Linked DNA regions of Mus musculus: region 1 is linked to region 2. The links are chromatin loops, found by intact Hi-C in ENCODE. Cell type or tissue: gastrocnemius. All regions are shown on one strand.

The links. Hi-C counts contacts between places; a loop is a spot of excess contacts. Peaks named below come from ENCODE experiments on the same cell type or tissue, not always from the same donor. Only the 100,000 strongest peaks of a DNase experiment are listed, where the experiment ranks them.
Region 1: a loop joins it to region 2, with 2.7 times the contacts of the local background. A loop is called at or near these places in 4 of 42 quality-filtered maps.

Annotation. Positions count from the first base shown.
Region 1 is chr8:123,831,716-123,839,715 of GRCm38, reverse strand. It overlaps Rab4a (RAB4A, member RAS oncogene family), which reads right to left. Exons shown (of 8, transcript NM_009003.3): 6 at 6,818-6,913; 7 at 5,569-5,701; 8 at 4,425-5,022. The coding sequence ends at 5,586. It overlaps Gm51601 (a long non-coding RNA gene), which reads left to right and starts at 5,657. Exons shown (of 2, transcript XR_003947608.1): 1 at 5,657-5,746. In gastrocnemius, CTCF peaks have their summits at 4,043 (motif pointing left) and 6,757 (motif pointing right); DNase peaks (open chromatin) are centred at 4,040 and 6,752.
Region 2 is chr8:123,919,932-123,927,931 of GRCm38, reverse strand. It overlaps Nup133 (nucleoporin 133), which reads left to right. Exons shown (of 26, transcript NM_172288.2): 12 at 711-802; 13 at 5,420-5,583; 14 at 6,990-7,084. Among named protein-coding and RNA genes, the nearest start is that of Nup133, 25 kb to the left of the region's middle. In gastrocnemius, no CTCF peak of the experiment used is centred here; a DNase peak (open chromatin) is centred at 3,013; H3K27ac peaks cover 1,728 bases.

The DNA of each region.
Region 1 (8,000 bases), 88 kb after region 2:
ATTCAAAGGTCTGTGCTAACCTCACAAGAGCGAGACTAAATGGCAAGAGAGGAGAGCGAGCAAGGGTGAGATAGGTGTTTGCTTGGCACGCAGGAGGCATTGGGGTCTCCACATGGCAGGAGACAAAGCAGCGATAAAAACATCTTTAAAAGACTTTGCAAATGGAACAGGACTTCCTGACACAGAGGACACCGGAAATATTAATTGGAGAGGAGCAAGCAGGAGGCCCAGTGCAGGCGAGGGTGAGAGTTTGCTTTCCTGGTAAGTTAACTCCTCAAGAAAACCAGGATAGCTGCATGATCTACTTTCTGGATTAAGCCAGTGCTGTCCCATGGCCAATTCTGCAGTTCCTGACCCAGGTAAGGTCTTTGTGGGTCATTTCAAAATACTTGCATGTGAATTTGAAATGGATTTGGGTTGGGGGGCGGTGTCTTTCTTATGTAGCCCTGACTGTCCCGGAACTCACTATGTAGATTCATTTACCTCTCAAGTGTATCCGCCACCATAGTAGATGGTGATGATGATGGTCCTCCTCCTCCTCCTCCTCCTCCTGAGACAGGGTTTCACGTAGCCCAGACTAGCTTTGGAACTAAATGGGCAAGGATAACCTTGAACTTTCTGCACTTCCTGTCTCTACCTCTGAACTGCTGGGATAACAGGTGTGTGCCACCTAGTTACTGCAGCTCTGGGGATGCAAGAACCCAGGGCTTCATGCATGTGAGGTGGTTACTCTGCCAATTGAATTCTATACCCAGCCCTCAAAACAGGCTTTAGATTGGCAGAACTACATTTTTTTTTCTGCTACCCACTTCTACAGAGGAGGTGAGTTAGTGGTTTATTAAGGTCTGTGTGCTGGCCCACCCATCATTTATCTTTATAGACATCTTCTCTCTTTATCCAGGTTTGTACAAGACACAGTTACATCAGACATAGGACTCATATCACGAGATGGATGTTCAGCTCCTGGGACAATCCCTGCTAGGCCTCTCGAATATGATCACGCGCAGCACCCAAGTCAGCACCATGGACAGCATCCCGGGACCGCAGTAATTATGGACCTTTAAACACCTTTGTAGAAAAATCTGATCGGTGGGAACGTACAAGAGCTTTTAAGTAACTGAGAGTATCTGAAGATTTTTTTTAAAAAAATCTCTACAAGAAGCAGGTTTTTTCGTTTGCTTTGCTTGTTTTGTTTTGTTTTGGTCTATGCATTTTTTTGTTGTTGTTTTTGTTTTTGTTTTTCGAGACAGGGTTTCTCTGTGTAGCCCTGGCTGTCCTGGAACTCATTTTGTAGACCAGGCTGGCCTCAAACTCAGAAATCCACCTGCCTCTGCCTCCTGAGTGCTGGGATTAAAGGCATGCGCCACCACGCCCGGCTTGGTCTATGCATTTTTAACTCCATGGACCTTTGGTGGGGGTCTTTAGGCAGTGGGAGTTGGTGGGTGTCCCACGGGATGGAAGCTGGAAGTTGTCAGCACTCATTTCTGCAGTATATCCTGCATCCTGGATTCCTTTCCTTTCCTTTCCTTTCCTTTCCTTTCCTTTCCTGTTCTTTCCTCCCTCCCTCCCTCCCTCCTCTCCTGAGACAGGGTTTCTCTGTATAGTCCTGGCTGTCCTGGAACTCACTCTATAGACCAGGCTGACCTCAGACTTAGAAATTTGCCTGCCTCTGCCTCCCAAGTGCTGAGATTAAAGGCACCTGGCAAAGATTTATTTATTTATTTTATGTAAATGAGTACATTGTTGCTAATCTTCAGACACACCAGAAGAGGGCATCTGATTCCATTATAGATGGATATAAACCACCATGTGGGTGCTGGGAATTGAACTCAGGACCCCTGGAAGAACAGTCAGTTCTCTTAACCTCTGAGAGATCTCTCCAGCTCCTGGGTTTCTTAAATAGTAACAAAATTGCATTGAGGGAAAGTTTCCACTGTTGCGCTAAGCTTATTTCCAGGGCCACCCGCACTTCAGGATACTGAGACAGCCTCTGCTTCCTCTTCAGAGCTGCTGCTCACTTGGGTCACCTGGCCATAGCTAGCATATCAAAGGAAACTAAGCCTCAGTGAGCCTCAAGGCCATGCCACTCGGTGTCTGAATGGGGAGACTCAAGAGGAAAGAGCAAATACAGTGCAGGCATCCAAGTAGCTCTAGTGAGCGATGGAAATGCTCTCAACGCCTAGACTGAATGGTCAGTAAGGAGACGGATGTCATAAAGAGCCATGTAAATGGGATGTTGCTGTACATCTTATTCCCAGAATGGGGGAGGCAGAGACAGGAACATTTTTGTGAGTTTGAAGTCAGCTTGGGTCCATCAGGGTTACAGAGCAAGCCTTTACCATCAAACATGATCCCTAAATGGAAACAAACTAAGCGAGCACAGCTGGATAGACACAGTGGTGGAATGGAAGAGAGATACTCACCAGTGTAGCAACAAGAGAGAAACTGAAGAAAGAGTCTCAAGGGGACCCGTGATATGGAAGGTGACCAAAACAGTGAAGGCATTAAAAGGCTCAGAATGAATGACATCTGGAAACTCCTGCTCTGATGAAAGTAGTTGAGCGAACCATACGTGGGAAAGACCCAAAGAAATGCTCTGAGCCACGCCCCCCCCGCCCCCCCCCCCCCCCCGTGATCCTGGGGGAAGCAGAGGCAGGATTTGGGTTAGAGGCCACATTAGGACACATTGTCATCAAACTGCCCAGAACGAAAAAGACAGCATGAGGTGCTCAAAGAAAACCCACACCCTTCTTTGACAATCTGAATGATGGCAAATTCTTCATAGAGACCAGAGAATGTGGATCATTAGTGGGGAAAAAAAGTCAGCTGGGAATTCCTTATCTAGAGTTGGTCATATTGGCACACACCATAATCCCAGCATAAGGAGGCTGAGGCAGGATTATCTTGAGTGTGGAGCCAGCCTGGGCTAGAGTAAGACCCTCTCTTAAAGGGGAGGGGGGAACTCTGAAAAGACTAAAATGATTCAAAAATTTTACAGTGAGATATTTAATACTAAAAATGTTTTACCTAAAAGAGAGCAGGTTCAGAGAGGCTGAACAGCATTAAAAAAGAATGCAAACCAAAACAAACATATCAGTGTATACCATGTCTTGGTGTTTCCATGCCAACCACACTGCAAAGCTGCCAAGACTTCCCGGGACCCATCTGACTCTGCAGAACATGTGAGCGTCCCACCCACGGACTGATGCAGGTAACGGAAGGTGTCCTAGCAGCTACTGTATTGGGACGGAGGCAGAGGCTGAGGCTGTGTGGCCAGGTCCAGCTGGGGCGTCTTATGGGTCAGCTACAGATAGGGAGGACTGAGGAGTTCAGAGTAAGCTGGAGGCTTGCACCTCCCATGAGCACTAGAGATGACAGGTGAGGATCAGCCACAATGCAGGAGATCCCAGTGACCACCATGTGCCAATGGGCAGAGGCTGCTTCCCCCAGCCAGAGCCGTGCAAGCCCTTCCGGGACACAGCATTACTGAGACAGCAGTCCTAGTGTATAAACAGACCTGGCCAGCCAAAGCAAGTGAGATCATGCATTATATTCTACTGTGAAGTTGGTGACAGAAGACCAGAGCTGAGGTGGACACTAAGTAGCATATTCATAAATTGCCAACCAGAAATCTCAAAATTGGACAACGTTTTAAATAGAAGAGAGCAGAATAGGATAGCAATGAAGTTTCGGCATATTAAAATGTGCACAAAGCAGTGCTCAGGAGACACTGTTTGTTGGGGAAAAAAGCTTTGCCTGGTGTGGCGGCACAGGCCTTTACTCCCAGAACTCATAAGGCAGAGGCAGGTGGATTTTGTGAGTTTGAGATCATCCCGGTCTACACAGCAAGTTCCAGGGCTACATAGTGAGACCCTGCCTGAAAACAGAAGCGGGTCGACTTGATAGTTGTATGCAGTAAGGCATTTACGTATTCAGGAAGAGCTACAAAGATATTTTGTGAGATTCACCTCTTATGAGGTACCCACCCCATACACCGTACTCCAGTCTCTTAAGCTCAAGCTGGTCTTGAACTCATGAGCGCCCTCTGCTGTCTCAGTTCACTGAGTGCAGGGATTATAGGTGTGCTATCAGCACGTCTGACCTAGGTGTGACCGTAGGTGTGTGGTATGGAGGTGTTTGCTGGAGACCAAGCCCGGGGCCTTGCACATGCAAACCAAAGCACTTTAGCCTTGGCCAGGATTTCTTAATAAGCAATATCCTTTGTCCTAGAGGTAGTGAGTTTCCTGAAAATGACCACGAAACAACGACCCATGCGAAGAGGTGGCGGTCGATGCCCCTACACTGAGCTTCAGGAAAAGCATTGCGGTCAACAGTGTGTCTTCTGGCCGGGAGACGGTGAGGGTGGCGTGGAAGCCGAGCAGCCTGGGCAGGCTCACGCGACTGCACAGAGCAGGACAGTGTACTGTGCGTGAGAAACTCCGTTCCACTTTATTTCCAGGTGTTAATGAGTCCTGTGGGTTTAGCATTTCAGGTGTGGATCACAGAAACAGTGTAAAAGGGGTGGGGGGAGAGGGATTAAATAAGAAACGCACTGGCTGTTCACACCAGAGTCCTTTCATACCGGGTCATACGCATAACCAACACAAGGAGGAAAGCACGCTCACGTTCATGACTGCATCTCCTGGGAGTTAACCAACGCGCAATGAGAAAAGCACGCTCTCTCACATTCACAACTGCATTTCCTGGGAGTTTAAAAAGAAAGCTCACTGAGTGCAGGGTTCTGTCATGTCACACCGGCTCTGTGCTGTGGGAACGTGCTGTGGGCAGCACAAGCTGGATTTAACAGAACGTGAAGGGTACGTGTGGGGCAGGGGTCTGCATACATGTGGCATCTAAAGGTACTGTCCGCTGAGTTAGTTCGCAGAATGGCTGCTGAGCCCCGGCTGCCAGCGTACACCGTTCCCCAGGAAGATCTACTTCTGTGCCGAGTAGAAAAGATGGTAGTAAAAACTCCAGCCTCTTCAGGCTCCGGCGGCTGTACTCCAGGACCCACCGCTGAACCTGAGAACCGTTAAGCGTGATTCAGATACTCCTGTGCTTGTAAAGACCAAACGGCTCAGAGCCCGGCAGACCTGACTGCATCAACACTGGCTCACACTGCTCGCCAGCCTGTGAGCTGGGCATGGGGACCTGGAATCCCAGGGCTTGGGAGGGAGGCTGAGGCAGGAGGATTGTCCTAAGGTAGGGGCCCAGGTGGGCTGGAGAGTGAGTTCCTGCCTCAACTTCCCCAACAAAAATGTCCACTATGGTAAATGGGAGAGGGCGCTACTGAAAGTTTAGCGGAGAGCTTGCTAGTTCTGGAGATGCTCCGGTTAGGTCGAGTGCACTCCGTGGTTTGAGTGAAGAATGGCTACAGCACGACCACTGGGCTCTCCCTGTCAGCCCGGTCTTTGCTTCTGAATGGTTGGGGGAGGAGCTCCTGCAGGGCCAGTCCTGTGGGGATGACCTCTGACTATTCCTAAGGGCCTCTCCTCCCCTCCTCTTCACCTCCTACTGCAGTTTTACAGCCCCTCCTTCCTGCCAGGATGCAGGGCCCCCAACATCCACCTGTGTCACTGGGGCGCCTAGCAGCCACACTCCTGTGCACTTGGAGCCTGTGTACGCCGAGGTGACCGCAGCTGTCTCAGGGCAGCGTCTCCATACTGGATGCCAGAGCCCATCCTCTCGGGGTCCAGTTCACCTGAGGACCAGGAAAATGCCTGTGACTCTGTGTTCCCCACACACGGTAAGTAAAGGGCAAAGTGTGATGTCCCATGCATTTGTGTCTTCATTGTGGAGAGCAAAAATATATCTACTAACAATATTTTTTGTTTTTTGAAACAGGGACTCACTATTTAGCTTTGGCTTACTATGTGGGCCAGACTGGCCTTGAGTATAGAGATTTATCTGTCTCTGCCTCCCTAATGCTGGGACCAAAGGTGTGCGCCACCACACTGGGCTGGAAAAGAAATGCCTTAGTTTTAAAATGTGTGTAACACATGTGCACAGGTGTGTAACACGTGTGTAGGTGTGTAACACATGGATGCCAGAGCTCAACATGCATGCTTTCTACCTGTTTTGAGACATGGGTTCTCTGAGACCTGGGGTTCAATAACTTGGCAACACAGCCTGGCGAGTGAGCCTCAGGGGTCTTCCTGACTCTGCCTTACCAGTGCCTCGATTACTAGCATGTACTATCACACCCAGATTATTACACGGGTGCTAGGGATCAAACTCAGGTCCTCACATTTATATGCTATCACCCCAGTGCCTACAAGAATGAAGTATTCATTCAAGTACAGGGCATGAAACATTCCTAGTGACTTCAGGGGCTTCTGGAGTTTTCAAGATTTATTTAAAATGTGTGTATGCACACCTGTGTGCAGGAGCCCAAGATGGCCACGAGAGGGCATTCATTGGATCTCTTGGAATTAGAGACGGTTATGAGCTATCCAGTATAGGTGCTAGGAACGGAACGGAATTTGGATCCTCCGCACGAAAAATGTGTGCTTTCTGAGCCTGAGTTTTCGATGTTTGAGTGGAATCATGTAACAGTATTATGCATAAAAAAATGAACTTAAAACTAAGCAACAGCAATAGCAATGTTCACTTACTAGTGTGTAACAACTCAAGTTGATAGCACCCAGCGCACACCTGCCCCTGACCAGGGACTCCTGGGAGCTTGCTTCTCTCAGGTAAGCATGACTGACTTGCTATATAGCAGAGCTTTACTACAGCCTTGCTCATCACAGCCAGCAGGGGGCACTGGTGAGCTACAGGGCAAAACCCACAGATGAGGCCAGGGAAAGGCTGGTACCTGATTCAATTTTGTTAAGTATTTTCCTTGCACACTGCATGAAAGCCTCTTCGACGTTCTCGCCAGTCAGTGCACTGGTTTCCAGGAACATCAGCTCTACAAATGGTATCAAAGAAGAGAGGGAGCCACATTTAGCAGAGTGAGAGAGAGTGATCTTTAAAATCTCAGTGCAGATTCTCATTCTAGGAGGGAGTGCATGCTATGGTGTGGGCGCAGTGGTCAGAGGACAGTTTGTAGGTCAGACTTTTCTTCCTTCCGCTATGTGGGCCACAGGGATGAAATTGATGTCCTCGGGCTTGGAGGCAAGTGTCTTTGTCCTCTAAGCCATCTTGCTGGCCCAATGACAGTGACTTTTAAGTGCTGACAAGCCTGTTCAGGATTCTCATGTAGAAACATGCAAAATCCAGTACCTAAACCTTCTCTTTCTGTAAATGTAAAATTAATACACATAAATATATATTTTTGTTGTCTGTTTTTATGAGATAAGGTTACATGTAGCTGAGGTTGGTCTTAAACTTTTGGCTCTCTTGACCATGCCTCCCAAGTGCTGGGATCACAGGGTATTGGTCCGGGTGTGTTGATGTGCTCAGTTATGGGAGCCCAACCCTTTCTGAAGAATAGCCATTGTTGTGCCCTGACCCCCGAGCTGACAGGATGAAGGCAGCACACTGTGGCAGTTACTACGCCAGTTGGGGCTGTTTGGCTAAAATCATGACTTGGAGCCAAACTTTCTTCTCCAAGTGATCTACGTGCTGACAAATCACTGCACTACACAGCACATGAGCAGGACCCATGTCCATCCCAGCCAGCCACAGCCCCACTGTCCAAGAAAAGCCATCCCCGCCCACAGCTTCTAATTTATATTCAGTTTAAAAATGTGTACATTTGGGCATCCTAGATAATTTTTACTAATTTGGCTCTCCTCTAATCGTTAATACTAATGATCATTAATAATAATTGGGGAGGTTTTGTAGTCCCACTTGATTTATTTTTATTAGTTTTTCATGAATGTTTTGCCTGAATGGATGTTTAAGCACCACATGGATACCTGGTGCCCAACGTGGTGGTTAAGTTGAGAATCGAACTTGAGTCCTTTGTAAGAACAAGTGCTCTCACCCACTGATCCGGCTCTCTAGCCCTGCTGTATTACTTAGACTCATGTTCCTTTATCTCCAGAGCAGGG
Region 2 (8,000 bases):
GTCTTTAATACCAGCACTTGGGAGGCAAAGGCAGGTGTAACTCTGTGAGTTACAGGCCAGCATGGTCTACATAGAGAGTTCCAGGTCCTGTCTCAAAAAAGGGAGGGGGATGCTGGAGAAATGGCTAAGCAATTTAGAGCATTTGCTGCTCTTGTAGAGGACCTGGGTTTGATCCTAGCACCCTTATAGTGCTCAGAACCATTTGTAACTCCAGTTTCAGGAGATCTTGTTCTCTTTCCTGGCCTTTGAGGGCCTCAGGTACAGAACACGTGTGTACATATATGCATGCAGTCAAACACTCATACACATAAAATAAAAATAAGCATTTTAAACAACAACAACAAAATTGGAATGGATTGGCAGTTTGTCCGGAAGGTGGTGTATTTTAGCTCCTGTTGTGATCACGTGGCTGGTTATCTGGCAGTGCTGCTCCATGGTCCTGAGTTCCTTTTGCACTGTTCCGTTTCTTCCTAGTTCTCCTTAGTCCTGCTCAGCCGTGTCATTCCCGCTAATGCCCATTGTGACAAGCATAGAGACAGTTGGGACAGTTCTGACCAATGGTGGGAAAGTCCTGAGTTACCTGCCTTTCCTGCAGGGCTTTGATTGGTCATCAGCAATCAGCTCTGGCTGTGTGATCTACCGCAGGATCACCTTTCAGGTAGGAATGATCCTGTGCCTTCACCTCTAAGTGATAGCTTTTTTCTTTGCAGAGTATGGTTTTTGAGACCACCACAAAAAACGAAACTGTAGCCCATGAAGACAAGACAAAACTGCTTAAGGCTGCATTTCTACAGTACTGCAGGTATGGCACCTAAGATCTCTCTGTCTCTGTCTCTGTGTGTGTGTGTTCATAGAATCCAGAAAAGGGCATCAGATCTCTTGGAGCTGGAGTTACAGGCAATTGTGACGCACCTGATCAGGGTGACAGGAACCAAAACGTCCTCTGCAAGAGCAAGAGCCGCTCCTAACCACCCCAGCACATACCCACGCACCTCCCTGTTGCTTTATGGGTCTTGCTGTGTAACTCAGGCTGGTCCTCCTATCTTGCTCCTCTAATGCAGGATTTGTAGCCATGACCACTATGCTCAGCTGGCCTAGCACATTTTAAATCACAGCGTGTTGTAAATGAATTATCCTTAATATAAGTATTAGCAGCTAATTTAGTCCCCAATAACAAACAGAGAAACCAAGATTTAAAGCTGCCCCTTAATAGCTGACCCCACCCTCCTCTGCTAATGTGGCTGCCTCTTAGCCCATCCCAGTGTGCTTTGATAATATTATTGATCTTGCACCTTGGGCTTAGCTGTGTTTCCATGATCTTTCTCCAGACCCCCTGCCTCATGGCTCCACCCCTCCATTCTCCTGGAGGATCTGAGCCTCCTCTCTCCTTCCTCTGCTTGGTCCACAGCCCGCCCTGTTCTCTGTTCTGCCCAGCCATTGGGTGATCAGCATTTATTGATAAGGTAGAGAACAAATGGTAAGAATTACACAAATTTGAGACCAGAGATTATTGGTATAAGGATTACAATGCCCTGTCCAGATTGAAACAGGATATAGGAGCAGAAAAAAATCAGTATTTGATTAACACAAGGGTAAACTTCACACAATGTACAAAAGTATAAGCTACAGCTTACAGTTGTGTGGGACACAGTTTGCTGATGCTTGCTGTGCACTGGTGGGCACTGAGAGCTAGTGGTGAGAGTGTGCCGTTTCGAGGAAGTCTTTCTGGGTGCTGAGGTTCTAAACAATTATCTGAACCTGACAGCCAGTGAGGCCCCGTGTAGGTCGGGAGCATCGGATCTTAACACGGCCTTCATGGGAAACAATGGCCATTCAAATTGGCAGTCTTGAAGACAGTGGACATGGTCTCCCTTATAAAGTATCAAAGTGGATAAATTGCAGACTGAGTTGTATGGATGTTGCAGAAGCATCTCCTTTGACTTAGGTTTAGTTACCACAGAACCCAGTGTTCTTCAGGCTTGCTCAGATTCTGCAGTTTGGCTGTTGGAGATCAGGTCGGGTGGCAGTTGGGCAAGTCCCAGCTGTGCTCTCGTTGTGCCCAGATTCCGATGTGGCTGTTTCTGGCCTGGACTTCTCACATTTGTAGGGCCTTGGCTGGCAGCTCTTTGCTTCCTGTAGAGTGTGATTGCTGCCTTGACATTTGAGACAGGTAACCAGTTGGGGGCATCTGTTGAGCAGCACCCTTGACTCTCCCACTAGAAGCCTGGTACCACACTGGTCCTTCCCCCTGTTTGTTATAACCACATTATCTCCAAACATTGTCAAATAGTCCTGAGAGTCAAACATAACAGATAAAACTTTCAAGTGTTGTCTATTTTTTAGCTTCATATTATTTGGTTTTCATTTTTCTTTATTCAAAAAATTTTGTAAATACAAGGTGTTTTGTTTATGAGAGTTTGGGGAAGCATCTGTAATTATTGATTAGGTCTTGTACAAGTAGATCCCTATAGCCTGTTGGAAGCCTGGGGCTCCAGCCCCAGTTGTCGACAGCTGGAGATCATTTCAGCTCTTTGGGGCTGACCACGTGTCTTTAGCAGATGAGTCACCTGTGCAAAGAGCCCCTAGAACTTGACCCCACTCTCACGGGCTGGCTGGGCTTGTTTGTGGAGTGCAGGGTTCCTGATGTACTGGAGTATGTTTGGGGCACAGTAGCCTTAGAACTGTGCCGTCTAGGTTTTAGGGCATGCGTGTACAGTGGAACCGCCATGGGCACTGGTTCACATGTCAGTTTCTTATCATCACATTATCTGCCTGTTACGTACTTTCCTTCATAGGCAGGATTGGTTTATGTTTGAATAGACTTGGGAAAATGCCTTGCCTGCCAAGTCTGTCTCTTGCCAGAGCAGCGAGGCTGTAGGTAGCATGGTTGCTGGTTCTGGCAGTTTGAGGAGAGGGGTGAAGGAGCAGTAGTTTGCCTTGCATGTCTTGGTTTGGAAAGATGCCTCTACTGCCACCTGCAGGATGGTGCAGGATGGTGCACGTTCACTTAGGAGACTCTAAGCTTGTCAGTCTAACACTGCCTTGTTTATGGTCTGCTGGTCTCCCTGTCCTGTCCACATGGGGGCACCACCAGATAGTGGAGTGTGTATTTATGGCCTTGTATTGCATGGTTGAGTCTTACTAGAGAGATTTGGGTTATTTCATCTTGCACAGGTTTCTAGTGATGGTCTTGTAGACTGTGCATGAAAGTGCAGCCAGGAACTGTAGCTTTCATTTTGGTTTCTTATGGCTACCAAAACAAATGACCAAGCCAGGCAGTGGTGGTGCACACCTTTAATCCCAGCACTTGGGAGGCAGAGGCAGGTGGATTTCTGAGTTCGAGGACAGCCAGGGCTACATAGAGAAACCCTGTTTTGAGGAAACCAAAAAAGACAAATGACCATAAAGTCTGTGGCTTATGGGGCTCACATTACAGGGTCACAGGGCCACAGTGCCCTGGAGGGTCTGGGAAGTGCGTTCATGCTCTCATCCTCACAACCATGGCCCCTGACAAGCTTGTGAGCTTGTTGATGCTTCTTTTCTGTTTGCCTCTTTCTAGTTCTTTTCTTTCGAGGCAGCGACTTGTGTAGCCTAGGCTAGCCTAGAACTGGAGATCATTCTCCCTCAGCCTTGCACTCCTTGTGCTAGGGTATCAGACTTGTCCCACTGCACTCAGCACGTGACCTTACATCAGCTGTAGGCTGGGTTTTGCCCCCCCCCAAGATCATCCTTATCTTAATTCATCCTTCCCAAATAGAGAGCACCGAGGCTCCAGGTAGACATGAGTGTGGGGTGTTGCTCATCTAATGCAGGCAGTTTGAGGTGTTCCCAGGGAAGGGTTACCAGGTACAGAAAGGGGCCTCAGCCTAAATAGTCTCAGGAAGTGTTTCTGGGTCCAACGCAGCTATACCCTAGACCCATAGCTATACCCAACATAGCTATACCCAAGAGCTTTACTTGTGCATGGCTCAGGACCAGGAGTTTTAAGGAAGTGGACACTTCACAGTAAAAACACCATTCTTCCACTAGAGTTCTGAGTTACTACCAGATCCTCCTAACTTCCCATATTTGACAGTTGGACTAGAGTGGCGCCTGCACACCCTCGGGACCCTGGGGTTGTGTGCAGCCACACACCGCAGTCTGCAGGCTGTGCATGTTTAGATCTCCTTCATGCCTTCTCGGTGTAGGCCATATTTATCTTCTTCTTGGCCTTACTGGTATCTGGGTATTTTCTCATGACTCTGCCCAGGTTAGAAGAGTCCTCTTTTTAGGAGCTCACTGTCCTTCATGCTGTTGCTCTGGAACTTTCCCCCCAAACTTTCCAGGTGCACCGGCTGGTTTTGTGTCAACTTGACACAAGCTGGAGTCATCAGAGAGGAAGGAGTCTCAGTTGAGGAAATGCCTCCATGAGATCCAGCTGTAAGGCATTTTCTCAATTAGTGATCAATGGGGCCAGCCCCTTGTGGGTGGTGCCATCCCTTGGCTGGTGGTCCTGGGTTCTATAAGAGAGCAAGGTGAGCAAGCCAGAGGAAGCAAGCCAGTAAGTAACATCCCTCCATGCCCCTCCATCAGCCACCAAGGTCTTGCCCTGTTCTGAGTTCCTGTCATGATTTCCTTCACTGATAAGCAGCAATGGGGACGTATCCTTTCCTCCCCAGCTTGCTTTTTGGTCATGGTGTTTTATTGCAGCATTAGAAACCCTTGCTCAGACACTAGGTGACCTGTTTTTTACATCTGATGCAGCGTCCTTGGTGACAACAGAGCATGCTCTGTGGATGGCTGATACCCCTTGGCCTCTTCCTCCAGAGAGCTCTCCTTCCCTCTAAAGGGTTTATTTTCCTTCCTGGTGCTTGCTGGTGTGTTAGTTACTTTCCTCATTGTTGTGACCAAATATCTGACAGTTTAAAAAAAGGAAGGACTTTTGTTGTAGCTTAGAGCTGACAGTGGTCATCCCTCATGGGGAAAGGTCAAAGGGAGTGGTCATCACAGGGGATGGTCGTGGGGAGTGCGTTCCATTCCACTTCACTTTTTATTCAGTCTGGCCGATGACTGAGTCTTCCCACCTCAACTTAGAGAACTCCAGAGATTTGTCTTGAAGGTGACTCTAGAGCCTGTGGAGGTAACAGTTCTGTCTGACCTCTATGTCCAAGCACTTCCCTGCAAATATACCATTGCGTGGTTAGTGGTCTGACTGATGCCATGGTGACTTTCTCTCTGTCCCAGTCATTGGATGGTGCTTGGCCTGACAGAGGCTTCAGTGTATTGATGAGTGTACAGCTGCACAGAAACCTTATTCTTGTGCTATTCACAGACCTTTGGACTGAAGCGTGTACATGTGAATTTAGCCTTCGTTTGTGTTTGTGTGGGGAGCTTGGGAAAGTCTTGCCTTCGTGATGCATTCTCGCTCCGTTCACGGCAGGAAAGATTTGGGCCGCGCTCAGATAATGGCTGATGAGCTGTTTTCCTCTCACACGGATTTGGATTCGGACCCTGAGCTAGACAAGGCCGTGACTCAGATCAGTGTGGACCTGATTGATGACTACCCGGCCTCAGACCCACGCTGGGCAGAGTCTGTCCCCCAGGGTAAGTCGACTTGATTCGTTATGATGGAGGAATTAAAACGGAGCACAGAGCTGAAAGGAGTGTTGGTTTCCACACTCAGTGACCACTCCGCACACTTTTAGTGTCTCAAGCAGTTAAAGGTAGCCTTCCCTCCGGCACATTGTGACAAGGGCCCCAAACACATGGCCCGTGTGTCAGAGTAGAAAGAGTTCTGATTCTTAGCATTTTAATCTAAAACAGCTTGGTGGCTGTGTTAGTCAGGGTTCTCTAGAGGAGCAGAAACAGTAGGATGAGTAAGTAATGGAGTTTATTAGAGCTTAGAGCACCCTGCACGCTGTGGTCCTTCCCGTCCACATGGCAGGCCGGCTACCGTCAGAAAATTCAACAGTTAGCAGTTGTTCAGTCCGCAAGGCTGGATGTCTCAGCTGCTCTTCAGTACACATCAGAGTCTCCAAGGACCCGGCTCTTGTGCCAGTGAAAGAGCGGACCTTCCAGTGAGAGCAAGACCGAGCTGGCAAAGAGCAAAAGCATGCCTTTATTATGATGGAGGAATTAAAACGGAGCTGAGAGGAGTGTTGGTTTTCGTTACTTGGCTGCCATGACAGGGTATGGCCCAGATTTAGAATGGGTCTTCTGACCTCAAATGGTCCAGATTTAAGATGGATCTTCCTACCAATCTCAAGTGATCCAGTTAAATAAAAATACCTCACAGGTGTGCCCAGGGGCTTGAGTTTCTAGTTAATTCACGTGTACTGGAGTGGACAGCCAAGAATGACAGCCTTCACAGAGGAGTTGGTAAGCATTTGGTTCTCACTTGCTCCAAAGTAAATAGTTTCGGCACACTCTAAGCATTGGCTGGTAGGATCTCCCAGGTGTTGGAGAAATTCTTGGTATTCAGAAGTGAACACCTCCCCTCCCCCGCTGTCCCAGGTGACAACCCACTTAGGCTGCTCTGCATTCCTAGTTACCAGAAAGTGTGTCAGATGCAAATCTCTCTCCACACCAAGGTCTGCTTCCGAGATGTCTGCTGAGCCTTGCACGGGACTTGGGACGTTTCCTTGCTGCTTTCTTGGAGCCAAGTCGTACAGTGACTAACCCAGGGCACAGTGTCAAGAATACTAGGTTTTTCTCTGAATTTAAAAGCTCTTTTGACACAGAGTCTCACTTTGTAGTCTAAGATGTCCCAGAACTCACTATAGCCTGGTCTAGCCTTGTTATCTCCTGCTCCCACTTTACCAAGAGGTCAGATGACTGATGTGAGCCACCGTGAATTATGTATCCAGTTGTGCAGCTCTTTGAGTGACATATGTAACTCTTGTTAAGGATTGGTGCTCTGCTCCTTTTAGCTCCTCCCAGCTTGTTTCTTTCTGTCTGCTACTGTTCTGAAAATGGTTTTGTGTCTACATTTTGCTGCTGTGTTCTGACAGAGGCCCCTGGGCTGAGCAACACCTCACTGATCATTTTGCACCAGCTGGAGGACAAGATGAAAGCTCACTGCCTCTTGGTGGACTTCCTTCACCAAGTAAGCCTCAGCACTGGGTTAGGGGGTGGGCTGTCACTCTAGCCCTCTTTCTGGGTATCTTTGAGGGCCTTGGCACACGTGGATGTCAGAGGACAGCTCTCGGGTGTTTCTTTCTCTCTGGTGATCAGATGGTCCCTTTACCCACTGAGCTAGCTCACCGCCCGAGACCAGGGATTTGTAAAAATCAGAATCTCATACAAACGTTTTTGATGCTTTTGTGTAAAAACATGGATTTTTGTACACTGATTCTGTATTGTCAGGAGGACCTTGACTGTGTGCTGAGAGCTGATGACAAGTGTGGACACACCCGCTCATCAGAAGCCACAGGCAGCCAGGGTTTGGGCACACAGTGACTTGGAGGACATAATGGAGGCTCAGCTGCCAACAGCTCTAGTTGTGTGTGCAGACCCAACACTGCTGTCTCTTGTGTTTGCATTCTCTTCTGTGGCTTGTAGGGGTTTTTTGTTTTGTTTTTTGAAAACAAGATCTTGCTGTGTAAACCTAGCTGACCTAAAATTCACTATATTGATCAGGCTGGCCTAGAGATCACCTACCTCTGCCTCCCAAGTGGTAGGTTAAAGGAGTGAGCCATCAGGCCCAGCTCATCTCCATAGCTTTGTCTCTGAGCAGGAAGCATTTGCTGTCACAGCCAGGACACACGTACAACCCAGCTCAGTACTTCTGTATTTGAGGCCTCTCTTTGATTGTGAATGGGGTGGGAAGTGATCTGGCACTGTGGCTGTGGTCCCTGGTGTGTACTGGGATGATCTTAGCACACAGCTGCCGCTTTACTCTGTGCTCCCCAAGCACTCCCTGTGGACGGCTCTCACAGGAGAACTGCGCTTTTAACTTACTTAAAGAGTGGGAAAATGAGTCAAATCATGTAACGGTACTTTTATTTTAAGAATCATCAGCC